2 separate regions of the Homo sapiens genome follow, and region 1 is linked to region 2. A link is a contact called in ENCODE Hi-C or POLR2A ChIA-PET data. All regions are on one chromosome and are shown on one strand. The core of a region is the stretch at or near the end of the contact, and the rest is flanking DNA. Distances in the headings are between cores, read along the strand shown. Region 1 has its middle 180 kb from the start of VASH1. Region 2 has its middle 180 kb from the start of ESRRB.

What was found. Hi-C counts contacts between places; a loop is a spot of excess contacts on that map. ChIA-PET counts read pairs that join two places held with the same protein, here RNA polymerase II (POLR2A).
Region 1: a loop to region 2 is called in a map of ascending aorta, with 6 times the contacts of the local background. The contact joins two enhancer-like sites. A Hi-C loop is called at or near these places in 2 of 168 maps with a recorded cell type or tissue (ascending aorta and endothelial cell of hepatic sinusoid). POLR2A ChIA-PET finds 5 or more read pairs at or near these places in 4 of 52 experiments (A673, H1, WTC11 and 1 more).

What each region holds. Positions count from the first base shown.
Region 1 is chr14:76,583,087-76,589,479 of GRCh38, reverse strand. No RefSeq gene overlaps it. Among named protein-coding and RNA genes, the nearest start is that of VASH1, 180 kb to the left of the region's middle. RefSeq lists a silencer at 4,840-5,134. Within about 2 kb of position 5,124, at least 4 of the 41 ENCODE cell types and tissues checked have a DNase peak (open chromatin) inside an H3K27ac peak, as active enhancers do.
Region 2 is chr14:76,549,192-76,555,651 of GRCh38, reverse strand. No RefSeq gene overlaps it. Among named protein-coding and RNA genes, the nearest start is that of ESRRB, 180 kb to the right of the region's middle. RefSeq lists enhancers at 3,272-3,783, 3,784-4,296, 4,297-4,809. Within about 2 kb of position 5,016, at least 2 of the 41 ENCODE cell types and tissues checked have a DNase peak (open chromatin) inside an H3K27ac peak, as active enhancers do.

The sequences.
Region 1 (6,393 bases), core at 3,875-6,374, 34 kb before region 2:
CCTGCCTCCAGCTATCAGCTCCCCCTTCAGACTTCTTATTATGGGAGGAAAATACACCTTTACTTGTTGAAGTTTTTACAATGGGCAGAATGATGTCACCATTCCCAGAGATGTTCATGTTTTAATCCCTGGAATCTATGACTATGTTAGGTTATTTGGCAACAGGAAATAGTGGTAGCAGATACAATTAAGGTTGCTAATCAGCTGGATTTAAAATGAGGAGATTATCCTGGAGTGTCTGAATGGACCTATATAGATGTATCCCTCAAGACATATATATCTCTCAGAGAGAGAGAAAATTTATATTATTTTTTATTTTTTTATTTTTTTTGAGACGGAGTCTCACTCTGTCGCCCAGGCTGGAGTGCAGTGGTGTGATCTCGACTCACTGCAACCTCCTGGGTTGGAGCAATTCTCCTGCCTCAGCCTCCCGAGTAGCTGGGATTACAGGCACCTGCCACCATGCCTAGCTAATTTTTGTATTTTTAGTAGAGATGGGGTTTCACTACGTTGGCCAGGCTGGTCTTGAACTCCTAACCTCAGGTGATCCACCCACCTCGGCCTCCCAGAGTGCTCGGATTACAGGTGTGAACCACTGCATCAGGCCAAGAAAAATTTATTTTAAGGAATTGGCCCATGAGCCTGAAATTTGTAAAGCAGTCTGGCAGGCTGGAAATTCAGGGAATAGTCAATGTTGAAGTCTTGAGTGCAAAGTCTGCAGGCTGAAAATTCAGGCAGAAATTCTATATTGCAGTCTTGAGGCAGAACTGCTCCTACTTTGAAACCTCAGTCTTTTCTCAGCCTTCAACTGACTGCATCAAGACTCTCAGGTAATAGAGGGTCACCTGCTTTACTGAAAGTCTACTGATCTGAGGTGAGTGCAGTGGCACATGCCTGTAATAGAAGCTACTCGGGAGGCTAAAGCGGGAGGGTTGCTTGAGGCCAGGAGTTCGAGGCCACAGCGAGCCATGATCATACCACTACACACCAGCTGGGGCAACGGAGCAAGACTCTGACTCAAAAAAAAAAAAAGTTTAATTTAAGTGTTAATCACATCTAAAAACTACTTTTATAGCAACAGGCCAGGTGGGGTGGCTCATGCCTGTAATCCAGCACTTTGGAAGGCTGAGGGAGGTGAATCATTTGACACCAGGAGTTTGAGACCAGCCTGGCCAACATGGTGAAACCCCCCCCGCCCTACAAAAGATTAAAAAACCGGGCATGGTGGCCTGTCCCTGTGGTTCTAGCTACTTGGGAGGCTGAGACAGGAGGATCACCTGAGCTCAGGTGGCCAAGGCTGCAGTAAGCTGTGATCACACCACTGCACTCCAGCCTGGGCTACAGAGCGAGACTCTGTCTCAAGAATAAATAAATAAATAAATAAATAAATAAATAAATATTTTAAAAGCTACTTTATAGCAATAGCTAGACTAGTGTTTGACCAAACAACTAGGCACCATAGCCTTGCCACGTTGACACATAAAAGTAACCATCACAAGGGTCCCCAAACGTACAAGAGGGAGGCAAAAGAGTCAGTGTCACAGTGATTCTATGTGGCAAAGACTCGACCGGCATTGCAGGCTTTGAAGATGGAATGGGGCCATGAGCCAAGGAATGCAGGACACCACTAACAGCTGGAAAAGGAAAGAAAATGGTTTTCCCCTAGAGCTTCTAGAAAGCAACAAGCCCTGCTGATGCCTTGATTTTAGCCTTGTAAGACCTATTTGGACTTCTGACCTCCAGAACAGTAAGATGATAAATATGTGTTGTTTTAAGCCTCTAAACTTTATTATAGCAGCACAAGGAAATGAATACAGCCACTGTTTGTTCAGATTTTTTTCATGCACTTACAGCCAAAAGCATACCTAACATTCACTTGGTAATGTCACTTTATCTCTCTGAACTTTCAGTTCATCTCTGATGAATGGTAGGGGGTGAGGGGAGAGACTGAAGTTCTCTAGGCCTGTTTCTACCCTGCCTATGTCGGATCTAAATCTACCTGACTCAAGGGTGGTCTATTACTCCCTTACCAAGGTCCTCCTCTGCAGAACTGTATAAGTGGCACTCCAGGATGTTGGCCCTTCTTGCTAGCCATGGCCTTTGAGGCTCCCCAGACACATGCTAAGCACTTTAAGGAAAGGGGCCATGTCTTCTCTTTGTATCTTCTCACAGCAACCACTGCATGAATCAACTTTCTAGCATTCTCCTGTCACTAGCTGTGTGGCCTGGGACACATTACTTAACCTCTCTGGGCTGCAGGCTATTTGTCTCTAATAAGCAGATAATAGAAGTACCTGCCTCATAGGCTTATTATATAAGGAATAATTGAGATAATGAACGTGAAACATTTAGCACAGTACCTGACAACACACACTAAATAAATATTACTTTTAATGGTGATATTATTCACCACAATAAATATATTGAAAAGGCATTATTCTTGCCATTTTGCTATTAAGAAAACATATATTCAAAGAGGTCAGTTAATTTGCATGAGATTATGGAGCTCAAGAGGGCAAAGTTAGACTTGGAACCTAAATCTACCTGGTAAAATTAAAGGTAATAACACATGTAAAGTGCCTAGAACAGTGCCTGGCACATACCAGGCTCTCAGTAATGATAACTGTTATCGTATTTCTACTCCCTTAATTTATCTCTATTTATTCAATCGACACTTATTGCATGCCAACTACATATGTGTCAAATCCTGAACTAAGCAGGACGACTGCAAAGATAAAAGACAGAGACCCTGAGCTCAAGGCTATAACTACTGAGCTTGATATTCCTATAAATTACTGGCAAGAGTGCAGGACACCCACAAGGACAAGGATGGGGACAGCGGGGACCCCGTACTCTCTTCCCTCTCGTTACCCATCAGGGCTACTTTTCATTCCTTGCAATGGATTTTTCCCTTCCCATCTCCAGGCCTTGCTCACTTCCACTTCCTCACTGACCCCAGGAAGGCACCCACTCCTTCTCCCCTTGTCCGTTTCTGCTTTGGAAATCCCATCCACCCTTCAAAGCCCAACTTGAATCCCTGCCCAACCATAGCGGCTTCCTGGATGATCCTACCCAATTTTCCTTTGAACAACTCAGGGTGCACTATCCAGGGTGATCATCTAAGTATGTGATAATCAGCTGTCATGGGCGCTGGCTGGTCAGAATGAGCCCAGCTGCAAAGACCCATAAGGCTCCACCAGGCTCACCAGCTGCATGGCCACCCTTTGAGGCCACTCAGCTGACACTAGATGTTTGTGGCCTTGAACGAGAGGCATTTTTAAATTTTTTCATCTTTTTGTTCTTTATAACTAGATTGTAAGCTTCTTTGAGTTCCTCATAGCATCCGCCTTTATCATATGTATCTGTCAGGAATACTTGTAGATGCAAATAACAGAAAAATTATCAATGTTTTAGAAAAATAGAATGCTATTTTTCCCCAAAACAAGAATGCTGGGAGTAGATGACTTCTAGGGATTGTTCTGTGGCCCAGTGGCATCAGGACCAGCATTTCTGTGTGTCTCTTGGCCTTTCCCTCATGTTCAAAAACAGCTGCCAAAACTCCAAATAGAAGGAAAGAAACCGCGTTACCCATAGTGTCTGTCCCTTTAATTTGACTTCCCTCTTATCGTATTGCCTGCTTCAGCGTCACGGGACCAGCCCAGCCTCCACGGAGGTTGGTGTAATAGAACAAATGTTTATGTCCCCTCCAAACTCATATGTTGAAATTTTCACCCCTAAAGTGATGACATTAGGAGGCGGGGCCTTTTGGAGGTGACTGGGTCATGGGGGAGGAGCCCTCATGAGTGGGATTAGTGCCTTTGTAGGAGACCCCGGAGAGATCCCTCTCCCCTCCCACTGTGTGAGGATGCCATGGCCGTCTAGCGAGCGGACCCTCACCAGACACTGAATCCACTGGTGCCTTGATCTTGGACTTCCAGCCTTCGGACTGTGAGAAATAAACTCCTGTTGTTTATAAGCCCTGTTGTTTATAAGCCACTCAGTTTATAGTATTGTTTTAGCAGCCTGAATAAAACAAGAAAGTTGGAAATAGAAGTGTTTCCCTTTTCCAGTCTCTGAGGTGGTGGCAGGCTAGGAATGATGGGGCTGGGAGTGGGCATTATGTCAGGTGGCCAGCCAGCAGCGTCTGCCACACCACACCTGAATGAATGAATGAAGGAAGAAAGGAAGGCAGCAACCAATGAATGAATCAATGAATGAGTCCATCAATCAGCCTAAGAGAGGGTTCCACTTGGACAAGTCTAGGGTAGGAAGGAACCCAGGGATGTGGTCTTCAGAGCTCTATGTGGCCACTGGGTCCGGCCTGCACAGAGTTTCTCCCAAATCTCCCCCCAGCCCTCCTTCTTTCCCTTCTCCCAGCCCCTTTGTGGGCTTCCCTTAAGAGTGGAACCCCAATACAGCTGTTTACGGCCCTGAAGAGACAAGCAGGGCTCTGTCCCTCCTCTAGTTCCTGCCCCCATCCTGTCCATACAAGATTGATAATGAAACCAATACCTTTTACCAGCGTAATTTTCATATTTAATGAGCGTGACTCAAAAACTATTACATTAATTAGTCAAATCCCACAAACCGTTAATGGTGCACGCAGTAATTAATATTGTATTCAATTAAAAAATGACCTGTTTCGGGGGCTTCTCCCAGGTTGGGAGCATGGGGGCTGGGGTGTTTGCAGGCGTGCAGGGGCCTGTTTGCAGGCAGAAGCCCTCTGGTCCTGCTGCCCTTTCATTTCCCTTTCCTCTTCCCAGTGATACCTGGAGTGAGAATGCACCAGGAGAACGTGGGTGCTTCCCACCCGCCACCCTGGCCAGCCACTGGCTTCCCCTCTGTTTTGCCGCACTCCCCTCCACCTCTTCCCCCTCTGCTGAGCCGACAGCCTACTTGCTGTGATTTATGGGAGGGCCTGGCACAGGGCTCACGAACTGGAAAATTTCCAGTTTACACAAGAATTCCCTGAAAAATGAGCTTGCTTAATTTATTTCTTTCATTAACGAGTTCGAACTGTGAGATCATCTTTCTGAGGGCCCCTCCGGTGCCACCCGGCATTGTTCATACATCCTGACAAGCTGCTCCCTGGCCTCCCCTCCTGCCTGCTGGGCCAGTGGCCAGGGCCCCAGGGAGGGATGAGGGGCTGACCTCAGTTGGTGTCTGCCTGGTGGCCCAACCACTGGGACTGGGGCCTTTGGCCAATCAGGGATCCACTTTCCTTCCACCCTGTTAATAACTGGGATTGAAGCTCAAAGCTAAACCAACAGGAGCCAGAGGCTTGATGTTGGCTGGATGCACTTACAGAGGGCACGGCACTTTGCTAGGCCTGGGTGGCAGCAGCCAGGAGGAGTTTAAGTCAAAGTGCTCATCAACCGGGGACGTAAGATCCAAGGATGGAGACAGCACCGATAATCAGGACACAACTGGAGGACAAGGCCTAGGCCCTGCCCTCATGTGTGGCCTGGAACGAGAGTGTCCAGGGGCCCTCAACCCGCAGCTCTCCCACATCCCTCCCAACAGGACACCTAGCTCTCACCCTACACTTTGGCTCCCTCTCCCAAACAGCTGCCTCTGGGCCACCCATCAGGCCTGGGATGAGCTTGACCCACCTCCCAAGGGAAGGGCCAGGAAGGAGGCCCACATAAATTCTGGAAGCCACTTAGGGCCAAGTATACAGGGAATTCTGAGGATGTGGAATAGGGTCTACAGAAGAACACAGGCTTGGTTCCGGGAATCCTTGTGCCACAGGGAGGAGCTCTGCTATAGAAGAGGGACAGTGGAGATCCAGGGCAGAGGCTCCCTTGCCTGGGTTAAGGGCAGACCTTATGAGATTACGGTGGAAACAATTTGAAACAGCTGAAAGCCAATGGGGCAGCATGTCGTGTGGTTGGAGTACCTGGGCTTTGGAGCAGGACCACCTGGTTGGAATCCTGACTCTGCCATGTTCTTGCTGTGGAACTTTGGGCAAATTACCTACCCTCTCTATTCTCAGGGTCTTGATTTTAGGAGGAGGATAAAAAAAATTGATTCTTCATAGGGCTATTGAGAAGTTAAATATGTAGTGCACAGAGCCCTCTATCTGACACAGAGTAGGAATTAAATTAGTGTAAGTGATGACTACTGTATCAATGGCAGCATTATTAGATGATGTAATGACAGTGCTTTGCAAACATCCAGCCTTGTGATTGATGTTACAGACTCGGGGCACTTGGCTCTACCATTTGCTTGCTGTGGGATCTTGGGCAAAGCACATAACCTGCCTGAACCTCAATTTCCTCAACTGCAAAATAGAGATTATTATAACCACCTCATAGGATGTTGTGCAAATAGAGTGGAATAATGCATGTTAAGGGTCTAGCACATGGTAAGTCTTTAGACCAAGTCAGTTAT
Region 2 (6,460 bases), core at 3,767-6,266:
CCTGATAAAATCAAAGGTGCTATCAGGTAAGGCTGGCATGGTGGCTCACATCTGCAATCCCAGCACTCTGGGAGGCCAAGGCAGACCAGCCTGGGCAAAATGGTGAAACCCGTCTCTACTAAAAATACAAAAAATTAGCTGGGTGTGGTGGTGCACACCTGTGGTCCCAGCTACTTGGGAGGCTGAGGCAGGAGAATCGCTTGAGCCAGGAGGTGGAGGTTGCAGTGAGCTGAGATCCCGCCACTGAACTCCAGCCTAGGTGACAGAGTGAAACTCTGTCTTAAAAAAAATTAAAATTTTTTTTAAAAGGTGATGTTAGTGAATGCATTTTTTGTGTGTGTGATATTGTGTAGTAAAGTGTGCCAGCATCTGACAGATTTGCAGGACTGGGTGAACTAATATTTTCCAAATGATCAATGTAGGATGTTACAAAAATCACAGGTAAAAGATCTTTTCAAGGTACAAGATAGATCAATGCCTTTTAACGTAATAGAGCACAAAATGAGCACTAATATGGTTTCACATGTTACACTGCAACCAATCTTTAAGAAACTACCACTTGTTAAGTGAGTATTATCAAAAAATATCCACAATGATCTGAAAAGACTCTTAAGTTGCTTCTCTCCTTTCCAACTATGTAGCTTTGTGAGGCCAAATTTTCTTCATAGGCTTCGGCCAAAACAACATAGCACAGTAAACAGAGAGCTTTGTGAAAATGAAGAACAACACTGCTACCACTTATCTTACTAAATTTTTTTATTTTAAAGAAGTTACTTTTCATAACAATATGTTATTTATATTGACATGAAATAGATGTGTTGTTATTTCAAATAAATGAATAAAATTTTTAAAATTCTCAGTTGTAATTTCTAAACTGTTAACTATGGTATTTGTTGATAGATATAACTCCCTTCAACGAAAGTTCTTTGTGGCCTTCATTAATTGTTAAGAGTGTAAGGGAAGACCAGGTGTGGTGGCTCACACCTATAATCCCAGCACTTTGGGAGCCCAAGGCAGGCGGATCACCTGAGGTCAGGAGTTCAAGACCAACCTGGGCAACATGGCGAAACCCCATCTCTACTAAAAATACAAAAAATTAGCTAGATGTGGTGGAGGGCATTTGTAATCCCAGCTACTCCGGAGGTTGAGGCAGGAGAATGGATTGAACCCGGGAGGCAGAGGTTGCAGTGAGCTGAGATAGCATTCCAGCCTGGGCAACAAGAGTGAACTCGGTCTCAAAAAAAAAAAAAGAATGTAAAGGAATCCTGACATCAAAAGGTTTGATGAGTGCTGCCATAGAAATCAAACTCTCCCACAAATTCACAGGGAGATCTGCAGGAAACTCACCAGGACATTGTTTGAAATAATGGAAAAATGAGAGTAGAACTGTCCTGCAGTAGAAGAAAGGATTGATAAGCTGTAATTTAGTCATATAATGTCATAATAATTCACAACTGAAATAAATAAATCTATATGCATAAATATAAATAAATTTTTAAAAATCACAAGATTTAAAAAGTAAATTGCAAGAGACTATAATTTGATGCTATTTATATTAATATTAATTAATAAATTCATTTAATTGCATGACTGAAATTATTTATGGATATATGCACATATAATAAATATATTAAAACATGCCTGGAAATGATTGTTAACACCTTCAAGATAGTGATTTCTTTTTTTTTTTTTTTTTGAGACAGAGTCTCACTCTGTCATGCAGGCCGGAGTGCAGTGGTGTGATCTCGGCTCACTGTAACGTCTGCCTCCTGGGTTCAAGCGATTCTCCTGCCTCAGTCTCCCGAGTAGCTGAGATTACAGGCACCCACCACCACACCCAGCAAATTTTTCTATTTTTAATGGACACGAGGTTTCACCATGTTGGCCAGGCTGGTCACAACTCCTGACCTCAAGTGATCTGCCCGCCTCAGCCTCCCAAATTGCTGGGATTATAGGCGTGAGCCACCGCGCCTGGCAGATAGTGATTTCTTTCAGGACAAGTAGGCAAGAAAAATGTAAGAGAATATGGCTTAGACTATTTAAGTAGATTTACAACATTTCTTTTCTTTTCTTTTTTTTTTTTTTTTTTTTGAGACAGGGTCTAGCTCTGTTGCCCAGGCTGGAGTGCAGTGGTGCCATCATGGCTCACTGCAGTTGAACCTTCTCGGGCTCAAGCAATCCTCCCAGCTCAGTCTCTGAGTACCTGGGACTACAGGTACGTGGCACCACGCCCAGCTAATTTTTAATTTTTCATAGGGACGGGGTTTCACCATGTTGCCCGGACTGGTCTCAAACTTCTGGGCTCAAGCAATCCTCTTGTCTCAGCCTCCCAAAGTGCTGGAATTACAGGCATGAGCCACTGCACCCGGCCCCACAACATTTCTTAAAAACTAAACACCTAAAGTAAGTTAACGTAGGTACATAGGAATTTGTTTATATTGTTTTCTATAACCTTCCATATATTTCAATTATTTTGTAATTGAAAACAAAACATCTTCAGTGCTTGCTTATAAATTGCTTATTTTGAAACAGAGGATATACTGTTTTTGTTTTTGTTCAGTAAGTATCAGTTTCTCTCCACTCCCAATAAAGAAATATTGAATGTGTGCTTGAAGAATACCAGTGTAACCTGTTAATTCTTACTCTGCCTGGGATGCCCCGACATTTTCCTCTGGCCTTGTGATTAGGAAGTAGAATGTAGAGGAAGAATTTCAGTTTCTCTGTATTGTTTTAGTTTTTTTAGTACAATAAGTTTTATTCAGGAAAAAAAATTAACTAAGTGTCCATTGTGAAAATAGCAAAAAGTTATGTTCTTTTGCTTTCACATTTAGATAATGTTGGGACCACACTCTTCATCCCGCCATGTAAGCTGTTTTTTTCATATAACCTTTATTTTTCAATGTCATTAGTTAATCTTTGATACTGCTATTTTCATGGCTGCCTAAATCCCATTTTACAAGGTGCCATAAGTGCTAACAAATCTTTCTTTTATTTTTAGTCGCTTTGGCTGCTTCTAGTTTGGTCGTTTTGTTGTTATAAACAAAACTGTGATGAACGTCTTTGTACATCGTCTTCATCTTCACTTTTTACTATTTCCTGAAATCTTATTGTTACTCCCCTTGGGCAAAGAATTCAGCCTTCCTGAGCCCCAGGCAGGACCAAAGTGTTTCTTAGCAAGGGGTGATATATATTCCCCCAGGACACTTGGCAATGTCTGGAGACATTTTGGGTTGTCACACTGGAGGATGGAGGGGCAGGTGTTACTACTGGCATGCAGTGGATAGAGTCCAGAGATGCTGCTAAACATCCTACCATACACAGGACCTCCCAGAACAAAGAATTATCTGACCCAGAATGGCAACAGTACTGAGGTTGACAAATCCTGCAATAGAATCATCACTAAAGTTCCTTCCTGCCCTGGAAATTACCGGGGACTTCTGGAAGTACTCATTGTCTGAAAGGGGATGGAGGATGTGTCCTCACCAAGGATTAAGAGCTCTTGAGGTACATGGGCCTGGGGCATTTCCCAAACCGCTCTGACTCCTGCAGTCACCTCGGGCCTTTGTTAAACAAAAACTCTCCCTGGAGTGTCTGGGTTGTGGTGGCTCACATGCCTGTAATCCTAGCACTTTGGGAGGCCCAGGAGGGTGGATTGCCTGAGCTCGGGAGTTGGAGACCAGTCTGGGCAACATGGTGAAACCCTGTCTCTATTAAAAATATAAAAATTAGCCAGGAGTGGTGGCACCTGCCTGTAATCCCAGCTACTGGGGAGGCTGAGGCATGAGAATCACTTGAACCTGGGAGGTGGAGGTTGCGGTGAGCCAAGATCGAGCCACTGCACTCCAGCCTGGGCAACAGAGTAAGACTCTGTCTCAAATAAATAAATAAATAAATATAAAATAAAAAATAAAAATTCAGGATGGTATCCCAGGATTCTGTGCCTTTACCAAGTGCCCCAGGTGAATCTAAGGCAGGCCCTGGTTAGCGCTATGGCTCCCACTTGCCTGATCTTCAAAATCTCTTGGGAGCGGGGGTATTTCTAAAGCAAGGTTTGGAGTGACGTAAAAGAATCTGCATTGTTTTATTTTGGTTTGTTGGTTTGTTTTAAGCTCCAAAGGTGATTCTGATGAATCCAGCTTAGAAGCTTACATCAGCTTTGGAGGAGATCTGTGGGAGTTACCTGGGCGCCCCATTCACTCATTCATTCCTTCATTTATTTACAAGGTGATAGGATTAAAGAGATGACTTAGACATAGTGTCTGCTGTCAAGGACTCAAGATCTAATGGAGACATGGACCCATTAGCAGCTCGTTTACAATTCAACTGCCTGTGACAAAAGCAGGAACAAAATTTTTTGAGAGCACAGAGGAGGGAGGGGCCCACTGTTTCTGAGGGCTTCATGGAGGAGGCTGATCTTTGCAGTGGGTCTTAAAGGAACAAAAGGGAGATTTGAGGAGGAATCCTGTATTCTTGAGGGCAGAAACAGTGGAAAGAGGCCACAGGGCCACAAAAGCAGGGGAGAGAACTTGGCCCCTCTCGCACAGTTGGCATTTTCAAGAGAATCTGAAACTGGACAATGCAAATGGTAGGAAGTCTCACTTGTGCAAAAGTTTTGAAAGGAGGCAGATCCTACTTTATATCTATTCCTGGGGGAAAACTTGTCATGAATTCTGTGAGTTTGAAATTAGAAGCAGTTTGCAAGAATGCGGCACTCACATAAAAACGGGCCTGCCCAGAACTGAGCACCTACTGCATGCCAGGACCTGTGCTCTGGGATCCGAGGAGGCATAAGGCCCAGCCCCACCCTGGTGAGCTCACAGCCAGGTGGACATACATCCCCTGTCCTCCTCCTTTCCCACTCCTGCCTCTGATCTGAGTCAGGCTGGGAAAAGGGCAGCAGGAGGAAACCACCAGGAGTCTACCAAAGAGAGGCAGGAATGGGGTAGGCTGGACTGGGGCTAGATGGAGAGTGTGGTTTACCCAGGGACTTACAGTATCTTACAGCATCTGAAAGAGGGGTGGAGCTCCCTAGGGCAGAGGAGCTACAGTAGCCTGCTGCTGGAAGGCACAATTGTTCATTTCCTGTCCAAGGCTTGGCAATACCATTGCTCTTGTCCTCTGAGCACCACCTTTTTGTTGCTTAATTCAGTCAGTAGATAACTTTTTGAGCAGCTACTACACAGAGCCCTGTTCTATGCACAAGGGCCATATCAGTGAACAAAAGAGGTCCAAATCCCTGCCCTCAAGAACTTATATTTGTGTAGGAGGAGTTAGACCATAAAGAAAATAAATAGGTATAAAAGAATTAATTGGGCCAGGCGTGGTGACTCATGTCTGTAATCCCAGCACTTTGGGAGGCTGAGGTGGGCGGATCACCTGAGGTCAGGAGTTTGAGACCAGCCTGGCCAACATGATAAAACTCCATCTCTACTAAAAATACAACAATTAGCTGCGTGTGGTGGTGGGCGCCTGTAATCCCAGCTACTTGGGAGGCTTAGGCAGGAGAATCGCTTGAACCCAGGAGGCGGAGGTTGCAGTGAGCCAAGATCACACCACTGCACTCCAGCCTGGTTGACAGAGCAAGACTCCATCTCAAAAAAAAAAAAAAAAGAAAAAAGGAAAAAAAGAATCAATTGGGAGGCCATTAGGCTGAGATAGCTCCAAAGTGCCTTGGGTTCCTAAGTAAACAACTGAAACCCAACTCAAAGGGCCATAGCCCAAGAAAACACAAGTGAATAGACTAGGTACAGTGGCTCATGCCAGTAATCCTAGCACTCTGGGAGGCTGAGGCAGGAGGATCTTCTGAGGCCAGTTCAGGACCAGCCTGGACAACATAGTGAGACCCAGTCTCTACAAAAAAATAAAAATAAAAAATTTAAACATTAATAAAAAGAAAACACAAGCTTAACCAATCAGAAACTGCCAACAAACCTCTAACTAGAGAGTTTCACAATCAGAAACCAACTAATCTCTGAGATTTTCCACTTTAGTCATTCAAATCTTTTCTGTCCTGCTTCTGCAAATACTTTATAAAAGTTTTCACCTGGCTGGGCGCGATGGCTCACGCCTGTAATCCCAGCACTTTGGGAGGCTGAGGCGGGCAGATTATGAGGTCAGGAGTTCAACACCAGCCTGACCAACAAGGTGAAACCCCTTCTCTACTAAAAATACAAAATTAGCTGGGTGTGATGGCGGGCACCTGTAATCCCAGCTACTCAGGAGGCTGAGACAGGAGAATTGCTTGAACCTGGGAGGCAGAGGGTGCAGTGAGCCGAGATCACGCCACTGTACTCCAGCCTGGGTAACAGAGTGAGTCTCTGTCTCAAAAAAAAAAAAAAAAAAAAAAAACACAAAAGTTTTCACCTTGCACCCCCTCAGTGGAGCCCTGAACCACTTGGGGTCTAACGCAGACTGACTCATGAATCGCTGTTTGCTTCAATAAACTCTTTAAAATTGTAAT